Linked DNA regions of Mus musculus: all the other regions are linked to region 1. The links are chromatin loops, found by intact Hi-C in ENCODE. Cell type or tissue: left cerebral cortex. All regions are shown on one strand. Region 1 overlaps Tenm4 (teneurin transmembrane protein 4). Region 2 overlaps Tenm4 (teneurin transmembrane protein 4). Region 3 overlaps Tenm4 (teneurin transmembrane protein 4). Region 4 overlaps Tenm4 (teneurin transmembrane protein 4). Region 5 overlaps Tenm4 (teneurin transmembrane protein 4). Region 6 overlaps Tenm4 (teneurin transmembrane protein 4). Region 7 overlaps Tenm4 (teneurin transmembrane protein 4).

Region 1 (4,000 bases):
CATTACACACCTGCCAAAGACTAAATGGTCAACAGATACTCGTTGAAGGACAGAATGTGACTGCCCTTCATGATGGTAGCCAGCATTTGATGTCTGCAGTGAGGACACATAGTTGATAAATGCCACCCAAAGGCTTGACATTTTAGTAAGTCTCAAAGGCTTTGTCGCTGGTCAGTGTTCACTCATCGTGAGGATTTTAAAAATAGATTGGGCTGATTATAAGGCAGTCTGCCCACATCGTCCCCATTTTTGCCTTTTTGCATGCAGAAGCAAGGATGTACTGAGACACCTACTACCCCAAGTTTATATATAAACTTTGTGATCTGCACAGAGTCTCCAGAGGCACAGTACCCTCTTGTTGTTGTTGTTTGTAACAGCCAATCTTTCCTTCCACGTGGCCTGGGAATCAGTACTGATCACCTATCCATCCTGAAACACTTCTTATAAAGGTAGTGGAAGATGGGAGATGGAAACTACCTCTGAGTACTTTCTATGCACCTCAGTGCTTTCTGTCCATTGTTCACTCTAAGGAGGTGGCTAGAACCTGTTTTGTAGGTGGAAAATGAAGCTAGGGGAAGGGAGCATGAAGCAGGCTTTAGGAGGGAATTTCTTTAGTTTCTCCAAAAAGCCTCCGAGTTCAAGCGGTGTCGCCATCACAGACAAATGTTCTTCCTTTGGTAATGTGCTGGCAATTAAGATCCAGACTCATGAAGGACAGAAATTCCTTGGACTATATTCACTGTCATCCCTCCTCTCCCCCAATGATTGCCATCACGACTCCGTAGCGGTTACCATGGTTTTGGGGAAGCTGTCCCAGGAAAGAAGGCCTTTCTTTAAGGCATCTTGCATTCCCAAGGAAGGAACTGTTAATTACTTCTGGCGAAAGCAACCCAGGAAAAGTGTTGGAGGTGTGGAAAAGTATTTCAAGGGGTTAGGCAAGAAGCAGGGCCAAGGACTCCAAGAGAGGTGTGATGAGAGAGAAGAGCCCGGGCTACACAATATACTAATACACAACTCGGAGGTGGGCAAGAAAACAAAAAACAAGAGGGGAGGAAGTGGAGAAAAGTAGGGGCAGGGAAGGAGAAAGTTTTCGAAAGACTGCGAGGAAAGCGAGAAAGGAGGGTCAAAGAGGAATCCGAGAAAAATACTGAAGCACTTGAGAGAATTCCAGAAAGAAAATGAGATGAGGAAATGGAGAAAGCAGCTCAGAGAAAGGGAGGACGGAGATAAGGGAAGGCATGGCACACAACAGAGATGGGTGAGCGGAAAGGAGGCCGAGTGGGCACGGGGGAAGGGGGCGCATCACCTGTGTGGCGCCCCCCGGTGCCGTGGTGAAGCCCTGTTCCAAGCGCCGCTCGGCCGGCCTCGTAGGATTGGCTCCCGCCTCCCATTCATGTAACCTGCGTGTGTGTGCGTGTGTGCGCGAGTGTGTCTCGCTCGCTCACTCGCTCGCCCTGTGTGTAAGAGAGCGAGGGAGGGGGACGAAGGCAGGCAGGCGAGCAGGCAGGGAGGGGAAGAAGAGGAGGGAAGCTATTAAACACACACACTCACACACACCCGCGCGCGCACCCCCGCCCCAGCCCCCCCCCCCCCGAAGCCTCGGGATTGCAGCTGTTACATGTGGGGCAGCAGTGCTGGCAGGAACGCCGGCCGGGAGCGGCCGGGAGCCGGAGCCCGGCGTGCGCGCGCGGCTGGAGGCTCGCTGGGGCTCCGCTCCCCGCGGGAGCTATTGTTGGTCTCACCGGAGCTGAGCTCAGAACCGGGACCTGCTCCGTCTTGGGTGCCTCAATACAACTCGCGGAGCGGCGGAGCCAGCGGCGCGGTGCCTCGCCTCCCCGCCGTCCTCGTCCACGCTTCCCCGGCGGTGGCAGCCTGCAGCCACGGTAAGGCGGCGTGATCAGCTCTACGGAAAAAGCGCCTTGGGGACCACGGCGGAGGCTCGCCAGTTCTGTCGCCCCTCTCTGCATTCGCAGGTCCGGGCAGCTCAAGCAGCTTGCTGGGGGCTCCGGGAGATGCTAGCCTGCTTCCCTGCTCCGCACTGGGGAGGGAGGGAGGAAGAGAAGGAGAGCGGGGCGTCCAGGTTGCCGACAAGGCAAGGAGCCTGGAGCCCAGAGCCTCCGCCACCGCAGCCCCGGGAGTCCGCCGCGTACTGGAGCCTGGGAACCAGTGTTGGGGGAGAGCGGAGAGGTGGGAGCCGGCCCCAGACTCTGGACCGCGGGTGGGATGGAGGTTAGCTCGATCCAGGTTCGTGTGCTACGCCGGGATCCCCTTCCCTGCCACGGCCCAGTCTCCTGCAGCCCCTCTGCAGACTCGCCCGCCCCAGACTCACGGCGGGCGCTGGAGGAGCCCACGAGGCGGCGCCGGGCTCCCGCTCTGCAACCTGCCCTGCGGGGCGAGAGCTGGCTGCAGCGGCCCCGGTGCGCGCTGCGGTTAGAGCCGGTAACCCGGGGACGCGACCCCCAAGCCGCACGCCCTCTGCCACCCGCTTGGCTCCTGCCCATCTTCGCCGGTCGCGTCGTTTCTCGTTCGGTTTGTCTCGGAACGAGTTGAGGACTGCAGGCGCCGGGTGGACTCTCTAGGGGTGCAGGGCTGTGAGTGTGTGACTACTTGCACCTCCAGCTTCGGGAAATATGCTGTGTATTGAAATGTGATCTCTGAGCTCCTTAGTCATTTTCCTAGTGATTTAAAAATGCAGTCTTTGCATCGGAGAAGCGGAAGAAGGTGGTGTCGCGGAGTGTGTGTGTGTGTCCACACCTAACCCAGGAATATCCCAATAACTATTGGGGGAGGGGGGTAAAGGGTGTTATGAATGGTCAATGCCTCTTGGCGGGTCCGTAGGTGGGTTTCTCTGGCCACTGCCCTCTTCTTCTATGCCCTACCCGCCCCCTCCCCATCCCCCGCCTAAACCAGGTTGGAAAGTACTGGAAATTCAATTGCGTGGTCTCTAACTTTGGAATTTGGTATCCCTTTCAGCAGGAGACGTTAAGACGATTTCTGCACTTGGGTCTGTGTGGACGAGAGTTTTGCTCAGGTTAGATGTAGAATCCGCCTCAGACCTGCACCAGTCCCCTACCCAGTCGCCACCTCTCCTCCACCCCCCACGCACATACAACACAACCCTGGAGAGAAGGTTTGTACACATGCAGTTAACCGTAAGCCACCAACGCAGCTATAAGGACGCAGAGTCAGCCCGGGTTTTGCGGGCATCTGAGCGCACTATTGGCGTTTGATTAGCCCTGGAGATCACCCTGCTGCTTTGTAGAGGCGCTGGTGGGGCATGCTCGTGATCCCCAGCGCCGGGGCTAGAGGGTGTCCCTGTGCTGAGCTGTACGGCCGTGCTCGGAGGATGTTCGCTGAACAGTATCATGGGCAATTATATAAGCTGCCTCAGTGATCTCCCAGATCTGTATTGCAAGCACCCGGCTCTTGAAAGACAACCCTGAAAGTTTTACTGCTTGGGGACTGTAAGTACCTGGGAGACCCACTTGGGGAATGGGGAGCTGGGTACCTTGTGCCGAGGTGCCCACTTCTGAGATGTGGGCTTTGGGTGCTAAAGCTCTGTCCCCAAGGAACCGGTTACCGAAGCAGGGACTGAGTGGGTGGAGATCCAAGATTAACCTGTGAAGAAGAACGGGTCAGGACTCAGATTTCTTTGAGTCCGTGGAGCCCTGAGATTCAGGTGTTGGAGGTGTTGTGTGGGGGGGTGTTGGATGGCCTTCCAGGGAACGTAGTTTTCGGAAAATCGGTGTTCTAGGCAGCCCCAAGACTCTTTTCTTGGCCCCTCCCTGGCTTTAAATCCAGCGTCCTTCACCTGTTTAGAAACCTGCCTCCAGTCCCTTTTAGAAATGCCCAGAGACGCCAGGCATCCAGGCCCAGGTTTGGGGTGTTTGTGGTGGGTTAGGAAGTAGAGTACTGGCCTCTATGGGGTGCGGGGGTGGACAGAAAAAATTATTATACCTAATGCGGATGCTATGGGAATGGGTGCCTGATATGGCTTCTG
Region 2 (4,000 bases), 170 kb after region 1:
GGTTTGATTTTCATTTGAGGGTCTGTCACTAGAAAGTCATCATGCTAAAGATTGGCTTTTTCATGCTTCTTGTTTCTCTCCCATTACTAGACAGCATCTGAAAGACCAGCTACCTCTCTCTTAGTTCTATGAGACGGCTCTCAAAGTAAAAGGCTGTCCCATCTAAGGGTGGTGTGCCTAAGGGCATTGGTAGACTGCGCTGGTTTAGGTTTGCCGTGGCAGCTTCAGTATATATAGTGTCTTCAGCTGCACTCACGTCAGTGATGTCTGCAGGTCTCTCAGTGGCCTGGGCTGCAGGAGCTGTGGGATTGCACTGATAGCCAAAATACAACCTGCTTAGGTAGGTAGGTAGATAGGTAGGTAGGTAGGTAGGTAGGTAGGTCTCTGGAGGCTTTTGGTCTAGTTCGTCTGACTCCAGGTACAGGATGTGAGGTCACTCTTGTGGGCCCAGGTAGGTGAGGCCCAATGTGACTGGCAGTGGGGGCAGGGGCCCTGATAATTTTTGAGTGCTATACTGAAGTTAAGCCATACCATGAGTCCCTTTAGTGTCTGTGAGCTGGGCAGGTGACCTCATAGGGCCTTTGGGGGACTAACATGTCCAAGGAAGACTATCTGGTACTTTGTGAGGCTGAAAATGAGCAAGTGAACGTAGGCATTGATTTCCTGGGCTTCTGCAGAGAAATGAGCACTCAAGGTTGGTGATAAGAGAGTTCCCTGAAGTCCTCATCATGTCGTATATTGTAGGGAGATATATGGGGATCAACATCTGAAGTTCTACCTTGTGGGAGAGGCTCATTGCTGGTGTTGTAAGGATCTGTGTACATGTGGAACCATTGGGTTAACTCTGGGATACATCGCAAGAGACACATGGCTGCATTTGAGAAAGCTCACCCACCTTCCCTGTTGAGAAATCCCTGCCCTAGAGCCTCAGGGTCTTACATCAGGACTTTGGGTGTAACCAAAATGTTTCTCTTCTCTGAAGAAAGGAAAAATACAGGGAACATAACCAACAAGAGTGTAGGCAGAACCCTCCCAAAGTGGAAAAGGAAGGAGCTAGATTTTATCACATAATTAAGCCACAGACCCAGACTTTAAAGTCAAGTCACAGAAGCTGAGAAGGAAACTCATAGGAACTTAGAATTAACTTCTACTGATACCAGAACTTCACTGTGGTAGAATATTTAAATAGTCTTTTCTTCTGGGAATGGGCATGAGTATGGTTTTATATAGATGTATTGGGGTTAAAATCATTGGTACTAAGTGAATTGTTAGCAAAATATTTGCCTGAATTTTTGGAAAATTTAGGGAAAAAAATTGTGTTAGTTACCTAAGGTATATAGACAACATTTAACTTAATGTTTAGAATACAGGAATATTACAAATATTAATTGGATACAATTTTAGAAAGCCACTACTATATGCCAAATCCTGTCATACCCAAGTTGCAGGGACTCTTCCCCCTCACCCTGCGAAGACCACCGAGGAGCCAATTCCAATGCAAACACACACACACAAGGGTCTTTATTATGAACTTACAAGCAAGGACTCTCACCATCACCATCCCAGCAGGTCAGAAGTGAGAGCCTCAAGTCTAGGGGTACAGAGTATTTATTGTGGGTACAGCAAGCTTGGGGGATTTCCATTTATTGTGGGTCAGCAAACTAGTATTTTAAAAACTGCATTTCTGGTGTAATCTTCAGGAACCAATCGGGGGCAAAACCTCTTTGGGAGGAAAGACAAACAATATGGCTAGGTTATCTATTTTCTTCAGGATGTCATAGGTTGTCTATGTGTACCTTCATCCTGCTGTTATAGCCTGACTGGCTGTTGCTAAGGGTGGGGGGTTAGTTGCCATAGGATGTTTGCTTAAGTGGACTATGTGGTTTTCCTTCTGGAATTGGAGTTTAGCCCCTGGCACTTCTTCTCAAAAAACACAGAGTAGGTTGGGCTTTACAATGCAAGCCAAGAAACACAGATAGGCCACCCAAAACAGGAGAAATTACAGTAGGCTTCCTGGAGAAGCTACCTAACAAATCCTTGGAGGATTAGTGGGTACGTGTCAGGGAATATAAATGGAAGGTATTCTAGGCAGATGAATCATGAACAGCTGGTGTCACTGTAATAGAAGTAAGGATTATACTGGAGCAAAGCTTAAACCATGGTCAGTGAGATGAATGGAGAAGAGATAACTGAAGAGATGGGATGCAGAATTCAGGGAAAATGTGCCATGGGTCACACTTAGATTTCATACAATGTAGACGGTATCAAGCCACTTAAGAGGAAGGAAATATAGGAATTGGATTTAGATGGATGGATGGATGGATGGATGGATGGATGGATGGATAGGTAGGTAGATAGATGATAGAAATTTACTTAGGTACAATGCACACACCACATTAAGTGGTGTTTGGATTATGGGACTAGGAGCTAAATTGCTTTGGCTGCAAAATGACAATTAAAAAAAAAAGGAAACTGCTGGGGAATCATTGTGGATGCTGCACTGCAGTTGTGCACGTGCTGAGCCCCAGTACACTCCCTGGTTAACAAGGCAACTCAGCCCTCCCTACTCACCTCAACCTTTTGGGAGGAAAGACCACTCCCAGAGCCAGGAGCAGCCTTTCTGGAAGAGGAGACTGTGGGGCCAGGCTGAAGGTGAAGAGGGCACCAGGAAACTTGGCCATTGGTAGCAGCCACAAAGGAGCCTTAGCCCACAGGAAACCCTGGAAGGTGTGGGAAGGAACCTGCTGGGGGTAGAGGGAGGCGAGGCTGGCAGGACACCCACAGAGCAGCCTGGAGAGGAGGCAGCCCAGAAGCAGTTAATCCTGCTGGTTGGATTGTTTTTATAAACGACACTCTAAAATCAAATAGATGCAATAAAAACACAGTGGCCTTTTCATTAAACATGCCACAGAGGCCCCTTGTTCAGCAGCCGTTGTCAATCAGATCTGGGCCATTGTCTCTTTTCCCAACCCCCTATAATTGGCATCTGTCTGGGAACAAACAAATAAATACCAGGCTGGCATTTTAACTAGGGCAGCAGGGAGTGAGGGCCCTGTGTTTCAGAGTCTGCTAGGCCATCAAGGCAAGTGAGGGCCCCCAGAAGACTGGTTCTCACCCAAGGTAGAGCCCAGCATCAAGGCACAATTAGATACAGCTCCCTGGCGCTGCCGCTGCTCTGGTAGGATCAGGAGGATCCTTTGTCTCGGGCCTCTGGCTGAAGAAGCCCCTCGGAGACGATTTTTGGAAGGCCTTATTTTTGTTTCCCTTCATAAAAAGTTATGGACATAAAAAAGAAGTGGACATGTTCTCTGGCTGACTTCAGATACAACCACTTAATAACGGTAATGCAACAGAGTTGCCAAATTATAAAAGCGGGAACAAAACTATCACGCTTAATTAGTGATAGCATTAAAGCATTGTGACTAACCAGTAATAATAGCCTGTCATAGCACTATTATTAACTACGAGTTTTAGAATAGATTGCTGGCTTCCACCTTGGACCACATATTCATGCAGGTGATTCTCATTATTCACGGCAGCTCTGTTCTACAAAGTGGATCTGAACTCTGAATTAGCAAATTTCAACCCTTTGCTGTTATAGGAAGTTCCGGCAGGCCTCCGACCACCATCCGCCCATCAACCTTCAATGCACAATCTCTTCAATGCATAATAGTATGTGTGTTACTATTTAAACACACCCGGTTTAACATTTACTTTTGTGTCATGGGTTTTGAACTCAGGGGTGAAGGGAGGTCACTTAACACCAAGCAACATCCTTGCAGGTAGGACCACTAGACACTAACCTTGCAAGCATTTTACTAAGGAGAGTCATCAACAGAATTAGAAACATGAACAATGTGGTACTAAGTAGACTCTGACCAAGAGGCAAAGTGTTGCTGTATCCCACGAGAGCACGGTGACCGCATGGAGCGCCTTTAGTTTTCCATCTCTCTGGGCACACTGCAGACATTCTGCTAGTGCTCAGGGTGGGGTTGCAAGC
Region 3 (4,000 bases), 690 kb after region 1:
ACCTACTAATAATTCTGTTTGGATAAATGTTTATATGTTATGCTAGAGCAACTATTAGAAACCTAAAAACTAAAACAGATAAGCCAAGGGTGTGGTGGAGATATAGGGGTCAGGAGAGAGTTCTAGGCCAGTTTGGGCTGTTGAAGATCCTGTTGTTTTTTTGTTTGTTTGTTTGTTTTTTGTTGTTGTTGTTGTTGTTTAAAAATTGAATCAGACACAAATAGACATCATTAATAAGTCAGCAATCAAAGATAAACTAGAAGATTAAGAAAACACCCAGAGTTCAGTTGGTAGAGTACTTTCTAACATGCACAAAGCCCTGGGTTAAATTCCAACATTCAGGAGGTTGAGTCTGGGTGATCAAGAGTTCTACATCATCTTTGACTGCTTAGTGAGTCTGAGGCTAGCCTGGGATATGTGATACCACCACATCTCAAAATGTGTATGTGGTAGTGGTGGTGGTGGTGGTGTGTACATGCATACCATACATATTATATGTATGCATGTATGTATGTATGTATGATATGTATGTTCATACACACACATCCATACCACCACCACCAACGGTGACGTGAGATACACATACCTAACATAGCTCATGCTGGTTCCCTTTCTGCCCTTTTGCTTTAAAGGGAAAGTCACCTTTCATTCCTCTGAAACCAACTTGAGTATAGAGTGTCTCAAGGGTCCTGCAGACCTCTCAGACTGCTACCGTCCCTCAGCAGGCGACACAGGGAGAGCTCTGTGGGATCCAAATAAAGCCAGCCAGGTCCTTGTGAGAATTTACACTGAGAAAACCTGCTAACCTCGTGATCGAGCCATTCACCCCCTTTTTGCAACTGTTCCCTTCACCCCACCCCTCCCGGTTCCAGACATGAGAATACAGAAATTATTCCCGCCCTCCAGAATTCCTCACTATCAGAGGAAATGCACACTCTGGTCCATCGTGAGGGGCCATGAGGAAGATTTGCACAGATGGCCATTAAATCACAGAAGGCTAGCAACCGGCTCTGCCCACAGGGTTCTGGGAAGCCTTCAGGGAGTAGCGGCTGATCCTCGAGGCTGGCTCCTGTATAGGTTGCATCAAGTAGTAGGGAGAAAGGCATTCTGGAGAGAGGGGTCAACATTCACAAAACTGGAAACAGGGCATTGTGGCTAGCTCACAGATGCTATAGCTGAAAGCAATAGGAGAATTCCCTTTTTTCCAGGGGAAAAAGCATCTAGGTTGTTCTATTAAGAGGAAGAGTCCCAGTCAAGGACTAGAAGGAGACCAAGGTGGTACACAGATGTCATGGAAGCATACCTGGGACCTGGGGGGTAAACACATATATTTTGACAGCGTTGCCAGCCTTTACCATGCTCAACTTGGCTGCTAGCACTACAGAGCCTTGACAGACTAGGATGACATTTCCATTACATCTGTCTGCACAAAGCACGCCCCCTGCCTCACCCTCCAGTGGGTTTCCTGTGAGACATTTTGGCATGTTACTATAGCTGGGGAGAAAAAAAATACTGTAATAGGAAATGTAATTTTCCATAAAAAAATTGTTAAAGCTTGCCAAAAATTACTGCCCTCCCCCTCTTCCTTTGTACACAACCATATGCATATAGTCTCCTTCCAGAACAGCACTGGCGTGATTAAACACTCCCTGCCGAGCACTCGCAGATACGGTCTCCTTTAAGCCTGGCAACAGCTCTGTGAGATCACGACAGACAATTATCTGCATTCTACAGATGAGACACGTGAGACCCTGGAGGACCAAGGGTCTGCAAAGAGTCACACGGGACAGGGCTCTCTGGTTTCAGAACATTTCCCGTGATAATCACCCAGCCTCTAAATCCTGCTTTCTAACACAGCTCTCAACTATCCAAGGGGCACCTTACATTTTCAGTTTGTGTTTCATTTCCCAGACAGTTAAATCCAGCAAATATCATATTGGTTATCCCTTCTCTGTGCCAGACCCACGCTAAGGATCCAAAAGGGAAGAAGGCTTGGCGCCTGCCTTCATGGAACACATGCCCCCTTTCACAAATGTCCTTGACTGTGAGCCCACCTTAAGAAAAAGAGTTGTGGAGCTAGAAACGTAGCTCAGTCTGTAGGGTGCTTGTTAGCATGTGTGAAGTCCTGGACTCCATCCCCAGCACCAAATAAAGTAGGTGTTGTGTTTGCATTCCTGTAACCTCCGTATTCCAGAGGTGGAGGCTGGGGGATGGGAAGTTCAAGGTCACTCTTGCCTACACAGCCTGAATAGGAGGTGAGAACCTACCTCGAAAAAGAAAAAAAAAATCTATTTTATATCACTATAAAACACTAAAACCAAAGGTTTGCACAGCAGTCCTTAAGTTTGGTATCTATATATTTTTCCAGTCTAGTGTATTCCACTTCAACAAAAATACTGGTCATGACCCCAAAATTGATTTTACCTACGAAGTGGATCCTGTGGCACATGAAAAAGATATTTGCCATCTAAACAATCAAGCTTTCAGAACATCAGAAATGCTTTGCAGTGGCTAATGTGATTCTGCTGACTCTCACTATACCTCACCTTTTACCTTCTCTGTGGGCTAACCGTATCCTCAAACATACTCAAAGGTCCTGAGGTGTACTCCGCCTAGGTAGGCCTGGGTCATGAGACAATGGAGCAATTACCAGGATTGAAGAGGACAGAATGCACTGATTGGATGATCCTGGATCACATGGTCCAACAGAGAAAGAGTGCAGAATTGGATCATGGGGAGGCGACCCTAAAATGTCCACCATGGGTCTGTGTCACACATCATCGTGCTGAGTCTTGGCCTGAGACTTGCGCTTGGGGGAAACCCACACAGACAGCGAAGTTCAGGATTGATAAAGTAACCCTTCCACAAAGACACTGGGAAGCCAGCCTTAGAACCTGTGGTGTCAGACTTCAGAATACTTAGCAGTTTTGGGGTTTTTGTTTTTGTTTATTCTAATACATTCTGTGAAGAACAAAGGCATGCGCTGGTGAAAGGGCTTCATATCGCTTGTGTTTTATTCCTCCCCTGCGGCAGCAGTGCCTTTTGGGACTGACAGGTAACTCACGGAGCTTTTCAAGAGGAAGGAAGCACTTGCCCCTGAGGTTGTAAGAGTACAATTCCCAGCTCTTCTGAAAAGCCTGGTAGGAAAGCTAGCTAATAAATAGATCTCTGACATTTTCCTGAAAGACATGATAGCAAAGCTTCCGCCTTCTGTCTTCCATCACTCATAGGTCAAGCCCAGCCCTCTCCTGTGCCCCCTGCTTTCCTAGGGACTGAGCGCTATTCCAGATAACCACAAAATCCCTATGCACATTCTCAGCCTCAAGCAAAAGGGCTTTGTGAGGTGTTCTCTCCGTGTGTGTGTGTGTGTGTGTGTGTGTGTGTGTGTGTTCTGTTTGTTTTAATTTCCCAAAGATCTGTGTGCAGAGAATCCTAGGATGAAAGACTCCTGGAAACTCAAGTGAGAAAAGGGCCATGGACAAAAGCCTTCCAAGCCTCTGTTATAAATTAAAAAACAGGGATCTTGGGATACATAATGACAGAAACACACACACACACACACACACACACACACACACACACACACACATACACACACACACCGTGAGCTAGTACCTGATCTGGATATTATACACTAAATCCAATGTTTTAGGGGCAAGCTTGGAACTGCTTCTGCTACAGAGTAGAAGTTAAGATTCTCCAAGTTCACTGTTGGTACCCTGAGAAGCCAGCATGTGGGTTTGTGTGGCCTTAACTGCCACACTCTTTCCCTTCCTGTTTACAATCTGGATCTTCGCAGCAAGGCTGAGTGAGGAGTTAAACCTGGGTCCTAGTGGAGGGGCCTAGGACAACCAAAAACCAACCAACCAACCAACCAACCAACCAATCAACCAAATAAGGCAAGGTCAAATGTGAGCTGCCTAGATGGGAGAGATACATGGGTCACAGGAGTATCATGAACACAACTGTTGACACCCACAAATCATTCCCTCTCAGCAGC
Region 4 (4,000 bases), 300 kb after region 1:
ATGTTGTGTGGCAGCCCTGGAGCAGAGTGAAGCCAGGCCTTTCTGTGTCTCTGTCTGTGTCCTCCTCGTGGCACATGACCCATGTATGGGGGAAGTATCCCTAGCGGCACTTGGGCCGCACTGATGTGTGGGCTGATGGTACAATGTTACCAGCAGAGCCAGGATCCAGGGAAGCATCTGTGGGTCGCTACAAACTCTGCCCAGGTCAGGTTGTGGTCCATTCTCCAGAATCTTATTGAGGCTCCAGCACTCACTGGTGCATGAGTCAAGCTTCACGGTGAAATCTGAGAGAGGGAGAAGCCAGCTTGGCACGCAGACTAAGAAATAGATATTCCTCATAGCAGGTAAAAGCAGGGTAGGGCTTTTGGAACCACTGGAAGAGTGCTTGGGTCCCATGCTCTGTTCCAGTGGCATTCCTTCCAAAGCAGACACCTTCCCAGGTATTACCCAGATTGGGACCCTTTCTGAAGCTCACTGCTCTTTAACTGTGATCTTGGATCTTGCCTGAAGGGTACATCCTCACCAGCCTGGCTGCAGCTGTGAGATGGGCTCTAACAGCAGATGCTGAGAGCAGGTGAGACGTGATCCTCCATGGAGAATGCAGAAGAGAGGGGCTTCTCTAAAACTGGATGGGCCTCATGCTAGGGTGAAGAGGATGGAGACAGGCAAGGTATTCTGGTAGCAGAGATGGTGAAGGCTAGCTATATTTTAACAGAGGTAATTAGGGAGAGCATCTAGAAAATGAGACATTTAAAGTAGGCCTTCAAGACTAGGAATTCACCAGCAAGAAATATCATCTGGCCTCAGACAATGGAAGGCAGGTAGGAGAGAAAGCAGTAGCAATAATAGCTGTGCTAGTGTTAACAGAAGGCCATCCACGTATATACCCTGGGGTATCTCCATTTACAGATGAGATAGCTAAGCACCAGACTGGTTCAGAATTTTTCAGAGTCACACAGCTTGTATGACTAGGCTTCAAAACCAAACTGTTGCTCTCTGACCCATTCTTCTTCTAAACACTGAGCGAACCATGTCTGCCATGGCTTAGGCATTTCCCAAGCATGTATTTATTAAGCTGTCTCAGCACCTCAGCACATGTGGGAAAAGATGTTCTAACGGGCTGGGATGAGTATCAAACTTCTGCTTGCCTGCTACCATGAGCTCTCTACCCTCCCTCCCTCCCTCCCTCCCTCCCTCCCTCCCTCCCTCCCTCCTTCCCTCCTTCCCTCCTTCCCTCCCTTTGGGAGCCCCTGTGCTTGCAACAATCCAGTCAGTGGCTCCAAGCCTGCCAACATGGCTTTCTGGGGGCTTGTCCTTGGCCAAAGTTATTGGCAAACTCTATTGATACATTTAAACACAAGAAGTGAAACAAGTAGTAAGTGGTAATAGTATGCTTCCATAAAAATGTGCCTCCAGTTCGGAAACTCAGTCGCACCTGGCTTCCTTACACACTGTGGAAGTGTTAACATCCCTGTGTAGGCAGATAAGCTGTGCAGAGGAACATACAAATGTATGTAAAGTGACTCTCTGCATAAGATGGCCTCCTAACCTAGGAGACCAGATTACCCAGAGCCTGCTGAAACCCAGGGTGTGTTTGTGAGTCTGTGTTTAGGTGAGAAGAAGAGGAAGGTGGGAGAGAGAGGAGATGGGAGGGGAGGGGAGAGGAGAGGAGAGCCTGGTGGACATTACCACTGCACAGGAGGGACAGCAAAGGCTTGACTCTACTAGTTACTTAGTTACTCTTTTCTTTTCTTTTCTTTTCTTTTCTTTTCTTAGATTTATTTATTTATTTTATGTAATGAGTACACTGTAGTTATCTTCAGACACACCAGAAGAGGGCATCAGATCACATTGCAGATGGTTGTGAGCCACCATGTGGTTGCTGGAAATTGACTCAGGACCTCTGGAAGAGCAGTCAGTGCTCTTAACCACTGAGCCATCGCTCCAGCCCACTCTTTTTTTTCAATTACATGAGAAATACCCTATAAGTATATGTGGGAGGTGGGTCCCCACTGGAATGCATAGGCTGACTTATTATTAATGATGGCTATCTTACTAATGATGTTCTTTAAGTATTGATTAAGATACTATGTTGGTCAGCACTGTCCAGGAAAACAGAACCAACAGAAGATTCTCATGGGTACATACATATATCCTTATTTTATAATCTAATACATACATATGCATATAGGCTTATTGTGGGGAATCAGCCCACATGCCTGTGTGGCTATGGAATATGAAGTCCATGGGGCAGGCAGCAGGCTGGAGATTCAGGCAGGAGCTACTGCTGTGGTCTTAAGATTAAACTTTCTAAGGAATCACAGCATTTGCTCCCAGGGCCTAAAACTGATTAGAAGGCGTTACCCAGATTCTCAAGGTTCATCTCTCTTTCTTCTGATTACAGAGGTCAGCCATACCCATATAACTCCTTCATATACAAAGCTAACATCAACAGTGGCTTCTGATTTCTCCCATTGCCATCTCCCCTTAGTCAACGGAACTTTGTTGGGAGATATTTCAAGATCGTGTGTATGTTCTCTCCTTTGTCTAACCCCTCCCACCTGCATCAAGCATCCATTGCTGGTCCTTCCTGAAAGGAAGCAGTGTTGCCTGTAACCATTATGTAAAGAGCTTTCCCTTGAAGAAAAAGTTTGAGAACTGCCTACCCATGACAGCTCTGCCATTTAGTCAGCCCTGTGGCCTGGTCAGGTTCTCATTCAGGACCACTTGCTCACACAAGGCGGCTGGACTTGTGCAACTGGTACAGCATTCGTTAGATATAATAACATGTGTAAAAATGCTGTGTATAAGGAAGGTGGCTTAGAGAGCCTTATACAGACTCATGCAGCCTTCTGTCATGGCTAAGTACATCTTTAATTAGGAAAACATTTATCTTAGTCTTCCTCCCCATCACAGTGAAGATACAATGAGTTAATTTAAACAGAGACCTTAAGGCAGCAGCTGGCAAGGTTAGAGCAAGGGTTAGGGTCTTACTTGATTAAATAAAAGAGAACATTCTAGACATCTGTTCTTCAGTTAAAGAGTTGTTACTGTCCTTGAAGCCACCCAAAACTTTAGCATTAATTGTGTTATTTATTTATTTATTTATTTATTTATTAATATTTGCTGGCATTTATTGTCACTCTGCCTATACCCAAGCTTACTGTGCCACCTCTCTGAAGAGTCCCTAACCTGCTATGGTAGAAAGAACAGAAAGCTGGATGCCAAGGGTGTGTGAGCTACTGTCCCATCCCTTCCATGGCCCTGTGCTAATATTTTGAGCAAGTTACGCCTCCCTGAACTTCAGTTTTCCCTTCTGCAAAGTAGAAGGGTCGAACCAGCTAATACTTAACCTAATGCTGGCTGTAAATGTCCCAAGTAGCTTTAGTTCAGAGATAGTTGGGCCAACTAAACTGTCCAGCACCCAATGTCTGCCATGCATTCCTCATACGAAGCTCCATCGGGTCCCCAGCGCAGCCTTGCCCTGGATGTGTTAGTGGAGTTATCCCACCAATGCTCTGAGATGCTGGATGCCTGTTGGTTCTCCTACTGGTAAAGGGTACAGCCAGGACTCAAGCCTGGAGCTGCCCATCCCAAATATCCTTTGCTTTGAGCTGGCTTCCACTATGATCAGTATCTCAGAGATTGAATTTAGAAGGCACCAGGCTCAGCATACAGAAAGCCCCATCCCTCCCAGCCTGAACTCTCTGGGCCTCACAGGTAGAACCATCCTGCTTGAGCTCTTACTGATTCTGTGACTTGGGGAAAATCATTTAGCTTTCTTATGCCTCAGTTTCCTGGTCTCTGAAAGGCAGCTATTTCACACAGTTATGTTGTGATGAGACTTGAAGAGAGTCCTGCAAAATATTAGCACAGTCACTAGGATTTAGGTAAATTGAGCTAAATAGTTCCACTGGGTCAGCCTCCCAAGCCTGATGTGAAAACAGATGCAACAAGCCATGGAAAGTATATTATAGATTGCAGTGTGCTGTTTATATAT
Region 5 (4,000 bases), 160 kb after region 1:
TGTGCCTATGGCAGTTTAAAAAAACTCTCTTGAAAAAATGTTTATTCTAGTTCTTTGCCCACTTGTTAATAGGCTTGTCTGTCTTTCTGTAGTTGTAAGATTTTATATATTCTTGATTTAAGTCATTTGTCCATGATTTGAGGGTATGTTCTCTCCTTCTATGAGCTGTCATTTCCCTTTTCTTTCTTGAGAGTATGCTCTGAAAAGCACGTTTTTAAATTTTTTAATGAAGTCCAATTTAGATCCCATTTCTCTTTTGTTGCCTGTGATTTTTGTGTCACATCAAGGAAGTGACCGCTTATCCCAAATCATGCAGCTTTAGTCTTTTGTTTTCCTCTAATACTTTTAGCTCTTACATCTAGGCCTGTTATCCACTGTGAGTTAAACTTTTTATCTTGAATGATGTCTGAGCCCACCTTCACTCATTTGCATGAAGATGTCCAATTATCTCTGAAACATTGATTGGAAAGACTTTCCTTTCCCATTCATATGTCCTGCTGCTTCTGTCAGAAATCAATTGAGCATAAATGTGAGACTTCATTCCTGATCTCTCCATTTTACTCCACTCATCTGCATCCTTGCAATGACCCCGTCTTCATACTTGTCCCTGCAGAGCAGTTGTAAAGTTGAGAAGTGTGGGTACCTCAATTTTTCTTTTTTTCCCCAAGATTCAGACTTTTGTGTTGTGTGCATTTACACATATATTCTAGGAGATATTTGTTGGTTTATAAAAATAAAACAAAATAAAAAATTTTAATTCCAATATAAGATTATTCAGTTTATGAACATAAGGAATCATTCCAATTAATAAAAACTTTGAATTTTTCTGTAATTTTAAAAAATTATTCAATATGCAGGTTTTGTCCTTATTTTATTACCTTTGGATAATATTACAAATAAAGTTATTTTCTTCATTGCATTTTTGGATTGATCACAGAGTATTTCTTTCTATACTCTATACATTCATTTTTGTCTCTTGATCCTACAGACTGTCATCTTGATCAGCTTGTTTTATTAGTTCTATAGTGTGTCTGTGTGTTTGTGTGTGTGTGTGTGTGAGTGAGAGAGAGAGAGAGAGAGAGAGAGAGAGAGAGAGAGGGAGGGAGGGAGGGAGGGGGAGAGAGGCAGACAGACAGAGACAGAGACAGGTAGACATACAGAGAGAGATCCTTAGTATTTTCTATACCCATAACATCTTGCCATCTATGAATAGAGGCAGTTTCTCCTTTTCTGCCAATCTGAATGCCTTTGCTTATTTTTCTTGATTAATTTATCTTATAGCCTTTACTCCAGTATTTATGAGAAATATTAAGAGTGAATCATTTGCATTGTTTTTAATCTTAAGGGGAAACTTTACATTGTTCACCAGAGTCTGATGTTAGCTATGAATGCTTCATAGATGGTCTGAATCATGAGCCGATTACTATTGTTCATAGTCTATTGTGTCCTTTGCCATGGAAGAGTAATGTCAAATGCTTTCCCTGTGTCTCCTGGCCTGAGTATGGGGTATTGTCCTTTGTTGTGTTAATATGGTATGGAAACATTGATTGGGTTTTGCATGAGAAACCATTCTGGCATCCCTAGAGAAATACAACTTGGCCAAGATTCACAATCCATTCTGTATGTTTTATGCCAACTCAATAGTATTGTATTGAGAATTTTTTGTATCTGGATTTATGGAGTGGATTGACTTGTAAAAATTGTCTTCCTTTGTGTTGTCTGTGAGCATTGGCATCAGGATCATAAAATAGCTTGGAAAGGGTTCTTCCTTCTTCTACTTCTTGCAAGAATTTGCGAAGTATTTGTATACACCTGCTTCTTTCTTGAAAACTTTCAAAAGTTGGGACGAGCATAAAGGTTTTGACAGCTCACGGTTACATCCTTTCATATGCTTGTATCAGAAAGAAATAGAAGTCAATGAAAACAAAAACCTGATGTTGAATTGAATCTTGAACATTTCTCCATGTGCAGAACTGTAAATCTCTTGCCGTTATGCCAGGCCCTTAACTGCAGACCAGGGTGTGTAGAACAGATGGGATTCCTGCTTTTAAAGAATAAATAACTGCAACTATTTCAGTGCAGATGTCTAAATAGATTCTATGCTGAAGCAGACTTTCCCCCCATCACAGATAAGAGACAGGCCTCTCCAAGAGACTCAGAACAGACCAATGCCTGGATGAATCCATCAGGGTCATCCAAGAAAATCAAAACATCGTATTAATAGCTTAGTGTTTAAGGGTTGACCAAAGATCCGGGTTTGGTTTTTGTTACTGTTTAACATGTGAAATAAAGAAAGGAATATTCTTGTCTTGAATGGCTTGTTGCAGAAAATAGACATCTTAGATTATGTTCATAAGTGCAGCAATTTCACTATAATACAGGTGATTATATCAATCCCAAACATTTGTAACGCAGAGGCTCAGAAATGTGGCCTTTGGCTCACTCATTCAATCAGTCTCTTCATTAGTTAATGCAGCAATTATTCATCAAGCTCTTTTCCTGTGCCAGTCCCTCTACCAGAGTGTCTGAACGGATTCTATTTGAGTCCCTGTTCCAGAGGAGCAGCTGGTCTGATGTGGTGAGGTATAGCACTTTATATAAATAATAGATCCCAGGCATGGACAAGGTTGCCACCTAGTCATGATGAGAGACCATAGACATATAAGCAGAGAGACTTCAGAACCGAACAGTGTCCAGAGAAACCCATTCCACATGGAGTCCTGAAGGATACATAGGAGTTTTCCCAGACATCCTATGCTACATAGCTGAAGTCTAAGCAGAACAAGGTGTATACGATCTGAGTCTGTCCTAGAATTCAAAGTCATTCTCAAGGATTCAAAGGAAGAGCTTTAAAGTGATTTGAACAAACTCAAGAGGCAGATCCTAAAGGGTCTGTGTGTTTTTTAACCTGATAGAGCCAAAGTTTTAAGGATTTGGGAATTTTTGTCCAAATGGCAGTCCAATAGTGCCCGAGTGTCAGGAATGAAATAAGATATCACAAAAATTATGTTCAGATGTTGAGACATCTCTGGATGCAGGTTTCCTGGAGCCTTCCCATAGACTTCTACCTCCATAGGCCCTGTCTTATCTGTTGTGACTTAATAGGCCATCTCACATAACTAGGAGGTTAGACTAAAAAAGGTGTTCAAATCTGACCCTGACTGTTACTCAAGCGCGTTCTTAACCCCAGCTTTTCTTGCCTGTAAAACAGGGCCACTGATTCAACTTCCCCAGTTGTTGGGACAATGAAATGAGAAGGGGGCGTCTCACAAGCTGGATACGGTGGCACACGCCTGTAATCCCGGCACTAGGAATGTAGAGTCGGGAAGATCAAGAGTTTAAGGTCATCCTCAATGACAACAGTGAGCACTAAGCCGACATGGGCTTCATGTGACCCTGTCTTACAAACAAACACGTAAGCAAAAAAAAACAAAAACAAAAACAAAACAAAACAAAAAAAACATACACAAAAGAAAAGGAACAAAGATCCCAAGGGCTTAGGAATCTATCGACAGCTGGATCTAAGATGTGTCCACACCTGTGACGAGAGTACCAGTGTTGAGAACTGGAGCGACCAGTCCCACTCACCCACTGTCAGTCTGATCCTTGACCATTCATCTCGTTCTGAGCCTTAGATTCTCCCTCCACAAAACAGAAATGACTGTGATGTCCCCTCATGATGTTGCCAAGGAGCGTCAGTGTGAAGATCATGGTACCATCCGGCATATTGGTTGTCATGTTGCTTTTGAGACTGAATGTGAGCACAAGGTTTTTGGGGTTTTGTTTTGTTTTGTTTTTTATCCCACCACGCAGTCTCTGAGTCCAAGGCTGCACTTGTATTTCTCAGAGCCAAACGCCATGCTTGATTCACAAGGACAGTCAAATGTTTCTGTAGTTGCATTTACTTCTGGCCTTCCACACTTTACTCATTCGAGGTTTTTGTCTAATTGTAAAAAGAATTGACCGTCCTTTTAGAAATCTAAACAAACCAACCAGGAGA
Region 6 (4,000 bases), 340 kb after region 1:
GGGTAAAAAAGTGCCGGGTGTGCGGAAGCAAGGCGTTTCCTCCTGTTTGTTCTCCATCCATGCATGGATCACAAAGCCACTGGTGGAAATAAACACCTTCCCCAGCAAAGCTCCCCATCCTTCGGCTGAGAGCCCTGAGTCACTGCTTGCTTCCAGGGAGTTCTTGTCCATCTCCTTCCTTTTTCTCACATCCTCTTCTCGTTCAGCTAAATGCCAATTTAAGTGTGAACTCTGTGTGACCCCTTGTCTCTTCAGAAAAGTAAATATTTACTGAATTGCTACGTTATGCTGAGGCTCTCCCTGCCTCTGCTCTGCCTGGGGATGTCTGAGATGTTCTTACGAACTTGCATGCAGTTACTGTCTTTATCTTGAAGCTGTTGTATTCAGCCAGGAGAGACAAAGATGGAAGTACTACATCCACTAGTTTTGCAGCCATAGTTGCCAATGGTTCTTTGACGTGTCCCTTTTTCAATTGTAACTGACATCTAGTTAAAGCCTTCTCAATTATGCCTTTTAAAACCGGGTTTCTGACATTAATAGTTAATATATATTGAGCATTAATTGTGTGTCTGGGGCATATATTGAAACATTTAATCCCCAGAACAGGCAAAAGAAGCTTTGCCAATGAGGAAACTGAAGCACAGGCAGGTTGAGTGACTTGTCTGAAGTCACCCAGCAGATCAGTTCAAGGGCACACACTTTGAACACAGGCTGACTACTACTACATATAAAAGGACATGTTTCAGGATTGCCTCTAATTTAGTTTTTTATATTCAACTGGGCTAGTTGTTACCTATTCAACTAAAGTGAACCATCAAAAGCTTGTTAGTGTTAGAAGGAAGGAAATAAGTGCCAAACAAATCTCCGTTTGCTTATTACTCAGTTACGTCTTCGAACACTATGAAAGCCCTTCAAAGGGAGAAGTAGACTCAAAGCCAGTATGGAGTTATCTGTGAGGAGCATGTCCAACGGGTCGGGAGAGAGCGCCTTGCACAAGGAAGTGAAAGCGGTTCTTGGGATGCAGTGAGATGCTCCAAATCTACAAGTTTATTTTTGTCAAGAAGGTAGAATTGGTCCTAGTGGCTAGGCAGGGATGCAAAGGGGTCACAGGCAGATCAGTGGCATGACCTGGGCTTTGGAAATTCACCTGGCATAGCCCAAAGGGAACAAAAGGATCCAAACATCCATGTGACAAATTCAATTCTCTGGGTCATAACTTGGGCTCTCGCAGAGCTGTATGACCTTGGGCAGGAGAATCACCCTCCTCAACTGAAATTTTCATAGTTCCATGACCCACATGGCAGGCTTGGCAGGGAGATCTGATAGCTATCACTTAGAATAGCAATTAAAGGAAGCACCCAATTAATACTGGCTCCTAGTACGATTATATTTGCTACTGTTGGTGCTAATTTGGTATGATTATGAGGTGTGTTGGCCATGCGTGTTCATGATGGCTAATCTTTATTGTGTGCTTATTCATAGCAGCTGCATCTCTATCATTCTGGGGATGGAAAAGCCACAAGGGACAGACGCAGTAGTTGCTGTAAATCTTCACCCAAATTAAACCAAAACAGTGCTGTGGGTCAAAAAACCATTTTGGGGTTATAATATCAATCTAAAGAGTTATAATCAGCCTCTCTTTAAAAATTAAAAAGATTGAGGGGCTGGAGATATGGCTCAGCAGTTAAAAATTCTTGTTCCTCTTTCAGAGGGCCTGTGTCTAGTGGCTCACAGCCACCTATAACTCCAGTTCTAAGGAAATCAGACCTCCACAAGCACACACGGACACACACACACACACACACACACACAGAGAGAGAGAGAGAGAGAGAGAGAGAGAGAGAGAGAGAGAGGATAAAAGAAACTGATTTTTTAAATATTAAATTAGCATGGGAACTATGAGCAAGCATTAGTTATCATGTAATAACTTCCAAAGATTTTCTGCTCCCAGTAACATACTCCACAGATATTTTCACTTAGCAATGTATATATGGGTATCATTGCAAGATAGTTTTTAAACTAAAGATTATGGTGAAGAAATTTTAAAGACCTTGGCATAGAAGGTGTGGCTAATCTCTGGTCTTCCTCGTGGCCTTGCTTCTCAGACCCCTAGAACATGGTCTTGGCAGCCAGTATTGGGAAGCTGGGCATCAAGACAGAAGTCAAGACCCGAAGAGATCACAGAATAGACTTCTAGAATCCCTATGTGGGGATCCAATGCCATCTTCTGGCACCAGCCATACACATGGTATATAGAACATTCATCCACATAAAATAAAAGGAGATAGCAGATTTCAGAACCTAGGTTTGGGCCTTAGTCATGTTACTTGATTCTTGTGTGACCTAGGTCAATTCACTACCGAATTATCAAGCATATTTTGAGAACCAAGACCCTCCCCCTTAAAAAAACCCACTCCATTTAACTGCATATAGGTGCAACTTTGGTCTCTCTCATAATTCCAGCTTTGCTACTACTACTGACCCATGGCATGTGCCAAGGTGGGAAACTGAATGGCTCAGGGTCCATGAAAATAGTCCCACTGTATGCTCCAAGGCTTTTATACAACACCCATAACATCACAAATATCTATGCTTTGAACAATGCAGGGAAATGTTGGGGAAAGTCCATAGTGAGCACTCAGAATCCATAATACATCCAAAGTGGATGTATAATAATACACCGAGTGCTAACTCCAGATCATCTCCTTGAAGAGTGACTGTGGTATCCTGTTTAGGAGATAGGGTTGACCTTCGTGGGTCTACAGAGCTCTGGAATAGAGCTAAGAACTACCCTGGAGAGGGCCTTTGAGGTCTTAGGAGGGAAGAGCTAAAGGGCAGATGCAGATGCCAGTGACCACAGGCTACCTGCTAATCCTCAGACCAAACCTGGACTACCACTGGGTTTTGTTTGGTCTGCAACATAATTTGAAATTAAAACTTAAAAATAAATTTACATCTTAAAATTACATATTGTATTTCAAATTTTAAATTTCCCAGCTTGACTTAAAATTTCAGTAGGCATCCCCTAACCCCTTCTCATCAGCTTATCGTAGACAGGCACTGAGCAACACCCTTGCTGGCCAAGTCTGGTCAGGCACTGAGATTCTAGGTACATTCTGTTTACCAGGGAGCCCCTGTTTGGCTGCTTCTCTAGCAAAACAGCAAAGAGGAGAATGTTTGCATGCCTGTGTTGCTCTGACAAATGGAACACGGGGAAGCCAGAACTGGCGAGGTTAAGAGGCTTCTAGAAACACAAACCGTCTCATTTGTTGATCAGTTGAATGACATACAGCTTTCCTCACAGACTGAACTCCTGACCCTTTCAGAAGTGGGGAGAGGTTGTGTTTGTGCCCCAGAGCTAAAGAAAGAATCTAGAAGGAGAATGCAGATGCCACTAAGAGAAACACTCTCAGGCTGTCAGTCTAGAGCAATAAAGCCACTGCTTTCTGACCTAGGCGAGATTGAACTCAATGCAGTGTTATTGTATAGGCAGAATGGCAAGACACTGAGAAGACAGATAACAACAAATGCTGGTTAGGATATAGACAAGAGGAAGCCCTGATACACTGCAGGTGGGAATGTAAAGTCGGTCACTATTTAAATCAATATGGAGATTGTTACTGGATACAGTAATAATGCCTGCACACCTACTGTGATCTAGTGAGATAACTGAAGAAATGTTTGCTTCCTGGCCTAGCTATAGTCAATCATTTCTCAGATTCCCAAAAAGCCCTTAAGTTCAGGGTTAGGGCCTCTTTCAGCTGATATGGTGGGAAGAGCAGGGATTCAGCCCCTACCTCCAGCTGAAGTACCAGCACCTTGTGGAATCTGGGCATCATTGATCCCCAGCCCAAGGGAAGAACATGAAGCATCCTCAGATAAGCCCGGTAACAGCAAGAGGATTGTTCATGCGAAGCACCAAGTGCCAGTACCCTATGCTGCTGACTGTCGCTTAGCGATGGAGCCTGCCCACACCTCGGAAGCCTGGTTAAAGAGTCTC
Region 7 (4,000 bases), 260 kb after region 1:
TGCACACTCAGGAATCACATAAAAACACTAAACCGGAAGCCATAATATAAACACAGAGGCTCAGGTGCAGGCCCTATGCAGGTTGCTTCAGTCTCTGTGAGCCTCTTCCCACCTCCTCTTCCATGGGGTTCCCTGAGCTCTGAGAGGAGGGATTTGATGAAAACATCCCATTTAGAATTGTGTGTAATGCCTGGCTGTGGGTCTCTGTATTTGTCCCGTCTGCTGCAGGAGGGAACCTCTCTGACGATGGCTGAACAGGGCACTGATCTGAGTACAGCAGAATAACATTAGGGCTCATTTTATCACTCTGTTTCCCACTTTTTTGTTTTATTGTTTTTAAGACCAGTATTACTTGGTTTTACCCGAGGTCCTTGGGATATCCAGTCTTCAATTCTTGGTTATCGCACACCAATAAGAAGTATTGAATGTAGGTTCTACCTGATAGAGTGGGCCTTCAATCAAATTAGATATGGGTTGGCTACTCCCACAAGCTTTCTGGCACCATTGCCCTAGTATATCTTGCAAGAGGTACACCATTGTGAATGAAAGGGTTTGTGACTGGCACAGTGTATATCTTTCCATTTTGGTACTGTGCAGGAAGGGTATCTTCCGGTACCAAAGATTTTGGGGAAGGCTCTAAGTAGGTACCAGTACAACCACTCAGAAGTCAATGAGTTAGATAGCTGTTATCTTCAGCAATGGGGCCTTGGGAATGTATTTTTAGAAAGAGAGAAAGATCCGTTTGAAGTCAAAGAAAGACAGACCTGAACATAATGGTTGACATGGAGCTGTCCTATATTAATCAGGTCCTAGCAAAAAAATCCTTTACACCATCATATGAGGTTCTCAGGCTGGGGAGGGGGAAAATGATGTTAAGCATAGGGAGAAGTAAGGACAGCCACTAAAGTTAGTGAAACAGCTAAGAAACTATCCTCCGAGGCTCAATGGACAGAGAAAAGGGCAGGTACTGGCCTAGGAGACAGTTGTATCTGTAGTTATGACTCAACCAGGGAGATGGGGAGATGATGTCTCAGAGGTTAAGAGCACTGGCTGCTCTTCCAGAGGTTCTGAGTTCAATTCATAGCAACCACTTAGTAACTCATAACCATCTATAATGTGATCTGGTAATATATAATAAATAAATCTTAAAACAAACAAACAGAAATATTCAATCAGGGGTTATGCACTCTCCTACATAGGAACTTAGCTCCTGCTAATCCAATACCCAGAGAGTAGTCATCCAGAGAAGACATCCAGCTTCATGCTCTGAACTGTCTCAGACTTCCTACCTGTGCCTCTTATTGGATCCATCTAGAAGCCATGAGGAGACCCGCTGATCTGCTCATGGTTAGGACACAGATTCCCATGCACGGAGCGGTCTGGAAAAGGGGCAGAAAGAAGAGGCGCAGTGGCCTCAGCCTTAGCTGCAAGCACGGGCAGCTTCATTTTTGCTGCTGTTGTCTTTACAGTCAGAAGGATGAAGGAAGAATGGAGCAAAGGGGAAAAATTGAAGATGCTGACAGTGTCCTCTATTGCTGTAGGGGTGTGTGAAAAAGTAGTATGTGTCAGTATGACCGCACTGGGAGCTTCCCAAACTAGGCTTACTTTTTGTCCCCTCTTGCAAGCCACTCCCAGTGTTTGAAAGATGTTGTTATTGGTTTTGTTGTTGTTGTTGTTGTTTTGTTTTGTTTTGTTTTGTTTTGCAATACCTGGGCCAAAGAGCAAAGGAAGGATAAACTGATGGGAGAGGGGAGCCTGGTTTGTCTTATGTAACTCACATCCTCGTGAGAGTTCCATTTGCTTTTATTTTAAGAAGTACCATTTATGAACCCTCTGGGGGGTTAAAGAGCAGAGGAGATGAGGATTCGATGTCAATAGGAAAATCGCTTAGCTCCCGGGATAAATGATGCTTCTGTTTGGGCTTTCTGTTTTTCAAAAGGACCATCTGTTTTCATAAACAGAAATGAGCCTCTCTAGCCACGTTTCCCTCCATAACCCTCTGTCTCTTTGCACAAATGACAGTATTCCCTTCGTGATTCATTCCTGGAGACAGTCCTCTGAGCTAAGCGCGGCTGCTAAATCTGCGCTTGAGTTCTCACCGAGCCCCACGTGGTTCCCACTCGGGCAGCAACTGTGGTTGGATGGCAGCTTTTGTATCTCCAGAGCCAGAGATGGCACACACTTGGCTTGCCAATGGCTCTGCGTCAGGCTTGAAGCAGGGGCTTTTCCTATTCTTGGGAACATCCAAAGTCTTCGAGGGAGTCCAATAAGTGATACTCCTCCCTCCCCGAATTTGGATGCACTTACTGAGAGGCAAAGAGTGGCAGATGGAAGCCAAGATACCATGTTGATTGCTTGGGATGAATAACTTAGTTCAGTCTGGGTGCCAAACAGACTTGGTAATTGGATTCAGAGTTAGGCAGACTGACCCATCTGGTCACGGGCAGTGATGGGTGGAGCAGAAGAAGAGCCAGCTCCTTGGAACAAGAAGAGGTGTGTGCCAACTGCCAGGCCTTACATGGTACTTGAATGAGCTAAGTTCACTCCTTGTTTATTGCTGCTATGACTCATGGCACTGCTTATGGCTGAAGGGACAGAGGGACTGCCGTGGCTCTCCTTCTCATGGAAGTTAGCATTAGAAATCAGGGATAGGTGTGGTACATCCCTATAATCACAGGACTTGAAAGGCTGTGGAAGAGGACCATATGTTTTAGGCCAGCCTGGAGTGTGAAGTAAGAATTTGTCTCAAACAAATAAACAAAGTATGTCAAAAACAAAGGCTGAGATGTAGCTCAGTGGTAGTTCACTTGCCCAGAGGCATGAGGCCAGTGCCCTGAGTTCTATCCCAACAGCATAAGCATACCCACCCACCCTCACGTACACACATTAACAATAACAACAACAACAAATCGCATTAGAACTTATGATGAAAATTTCTTCCCAAAGAGACCTCTGAGTAGCTTGGAAGTTAGAATATGGCTTTGCATGAGCCTCGTCCATGGCATATTCTATGGATGCCTACAGTTTTTGGTGTGCATTTATTTAATACATTAATTGAGCAAACATGCATGACCAAGATGAAAGGATGGTCCTTGATTCACAACACAACAGGAAGCTGCTGAAAGATTCTGAATAAGGGGAAAGCATAATTTCAGATTTGTGTTTTTGAAGAAGTACTCTCTTTCTTCTCTTCTTGTCTTTTCCTGTCTCTCTCTTGTACCCTCTCTTCTTCCTTCCACTCTACATAATAGAAAAAAGTGTCTGAGTAGGGTGATGGAGCCAAAGGTTCCTGCTACTAAGAAGAAATGCAGCAATGCCCAGGACACAATTGGAATCAGAAGAAGGGCACAGATGAACACATGAGCATGGGATATGTAGATGGAGCTGAATGGGTGGGCTGGAGGGCCGGTGTTGGTGTAAGAACCAGTGGGAGAGTGAGAAGATTTAAGAGCTGTGTTCTTATCTGAGTGACCGGATAGATGGAGATCCAGCTAGGGAGGGCCAGGCTGGGCACCTGCTTGAATAATCAGCTGAATGAATAGAAACTAGGCTCCTTGGTGTCTCTTTTAGAAGCTACATTGGACTACACTTTATCCTCGTGTGCCTATGGCATATCTGGTTCACACCTTCTGACTGTAGAACATCATTCAGAGGGTTTCATGTTACCCTCTTTTAGCTTCATTTATGTTACTGAAACACTCAGAACCAGCTTCCTCACGCCCCAAAGCAACTTAGGAAAGAAAGAGTGTGTGCTTTATACCTCCAGGTTGAAGTCCACCATTAAAAGGAAATCAAAGCAGGAACTTAAAGGGACTTCATGTATAACTTCCACAGTTAGGAGCAAAGAGAAACTAATATAGCCACGCTGCCTTTGCTTAATATTCAGCCAGCTTTCTCCAGTCTTATACAGTCCAGAGCACACCCCATAAAATGGTGCCTCCCATATTCAAGGTATATCTTCCTGCATCAATTCACAGTCAAGACAACCCCCCACAGACAT

Evidence for each region. Hi-C counts contacts between places; a loop is a spot of excess contacts. Peaks named below come from ENCODE experiments on the same cell type or tissue, not always from the same donor. Only the 100,000 strongest peaks of a DNase experiment are listed, where the experiment ranks them.
Region 2: it touches region 1 in a loop (3.0-fold over the local background); 4 of 42 quality-filtered maps call a loop at or near these places.
Region 3: a loop joins it to region 1, with 4 times the contacts of the local background. A loop is called at or near these places in 9 of 42 quality-filtered maps.
Region 4: a loop joins it to region 1, with 4 times the contacts of the local background. A loop is called at or near these places in 4 of 42 quality-filtered maps.
Region 5: it touches region 1 in a loop (2.7-fold over the local background); 5 of 42 quality-filtered maps call a loop at or near these places.
Region 6: a loop joins it to region 1, with 3 times the contacts of the local background. A loop is called at or near these places in 9 of 42 quality-filtered maps.
Region 7: it touches region 1 in a loop (3-fold over the local background); 4 of 42 quality-filtered maps call a loop at or near these places.

The regions. Positions count from the first base shown.
Region 1 is chr7:96,208,527-96,212,526 of GRCm38, forward strand. The region is part of intron 1 of Tenm4 (teneurin transmembrane protein 4); the gene reads left to right. Among named protein-coding and RNA genes, the nearest start is that of Mir708, 39 kb to the right of the region's middle. In left cerebral cortex, CTCF peaks have their summits at 1,303 (motif pointing left) and 2,348; DNase peaks (open chromatin) are centred at 850, 1,450, 1,850, 2,078 and 4 more places; H3K4me3 peaks cover 3,046 bases; H3K27ac peaks cover 2,926 bases.
Region 2 is chr7:96,381,329-96,385,328 of GRCm38, forward strand. All of the region lies in intron 2 of Tenm4 (teneurin transmembrane protein 4), which reads left to right. Among named protein-coding and RNA genes, the nearest start is that of Gm15412, 41 kb to the left of the region's middle. In left cerebral cortex, no CTCF peak of the experiment used is centred here; DNase peaks (open chromatin) are centred at 2,005 and 3,006.
Region 3 is chr7:96,897,728-96,901,727 of GRCm38, forward strand. The region is part of intron 31 of Tenm4 (teneurin transmembrane protein 4); the gene reads left to right. Among named protein-coding and RNA genes, the nearest start is that of Gm22226, 20 kb to the right of the region's middle. In left cerebral cortex, no CTCF peak of the experiment used is centred here; DNase peaks (open chromatin) are centred at 1,058 and 1,522; H3K27ac peaks cover 455 bases.
Region 4 is chr7:96,513,157-96,517,156 of GRCm38, forward strand. The region is part of intron 4 of Tenm4 (teneurin transmembrane protein 4); the gene reads left to right. Among named protein-coding and RNA genes, the nearest start is that of Gm15412, 170 kb to the left of the region's middle. In left cerebral cortex, a CTCF peak has its summit at 1,833 (motif pointing right); no DNase peak of the experiment used is centred here.
Region 5 is chr7:96,368,110-96,372,109 of GRCm38, forward strand. The region is part of intron 2 of Tenm4 (teneurin transmembrane protein 4); the gene reads left to right. Among named protein-coding and RNA genes, the nearest start is that of Gm15412, 28 kb to the left of the region's middle. In left cerebral cortex, no CTCF peak of the experiment used is centred here; a DNase peak (open chromatin) is centred at 2,027.
Region 6 is chr7:96,545,920-96,549,919 of GRCm38, forward strand. The region is part of intron 4 of Tenm4 (teneurin transmembrane protein 4); the gene reads left to right. Among named protein-coding and RNA genes, the nearest start is that of Gm15412, 210 kb to the left of the region's middle. In left cerebral cortex, no CTCF peak of the experiment used is centred here; no DNase peak of the experiment used is centred here.
Region 7 is chr7:96,472,550-96,476,549 of GRCm38, forward strand. All of the region lies in intron 3 of Tenm4 (teneurin transmembrane protein 4), which reads left to right. Among named protein-coding and RNA genes, the nearest start is that of Gm15412, 130 kb to the left of the region's middle. In left cerebral cortex, no CTCF peak of the experiment used is centred here; a DNase peak (open chromatin) is centred at 2,144; H3K27ac peaks cover 801 bases.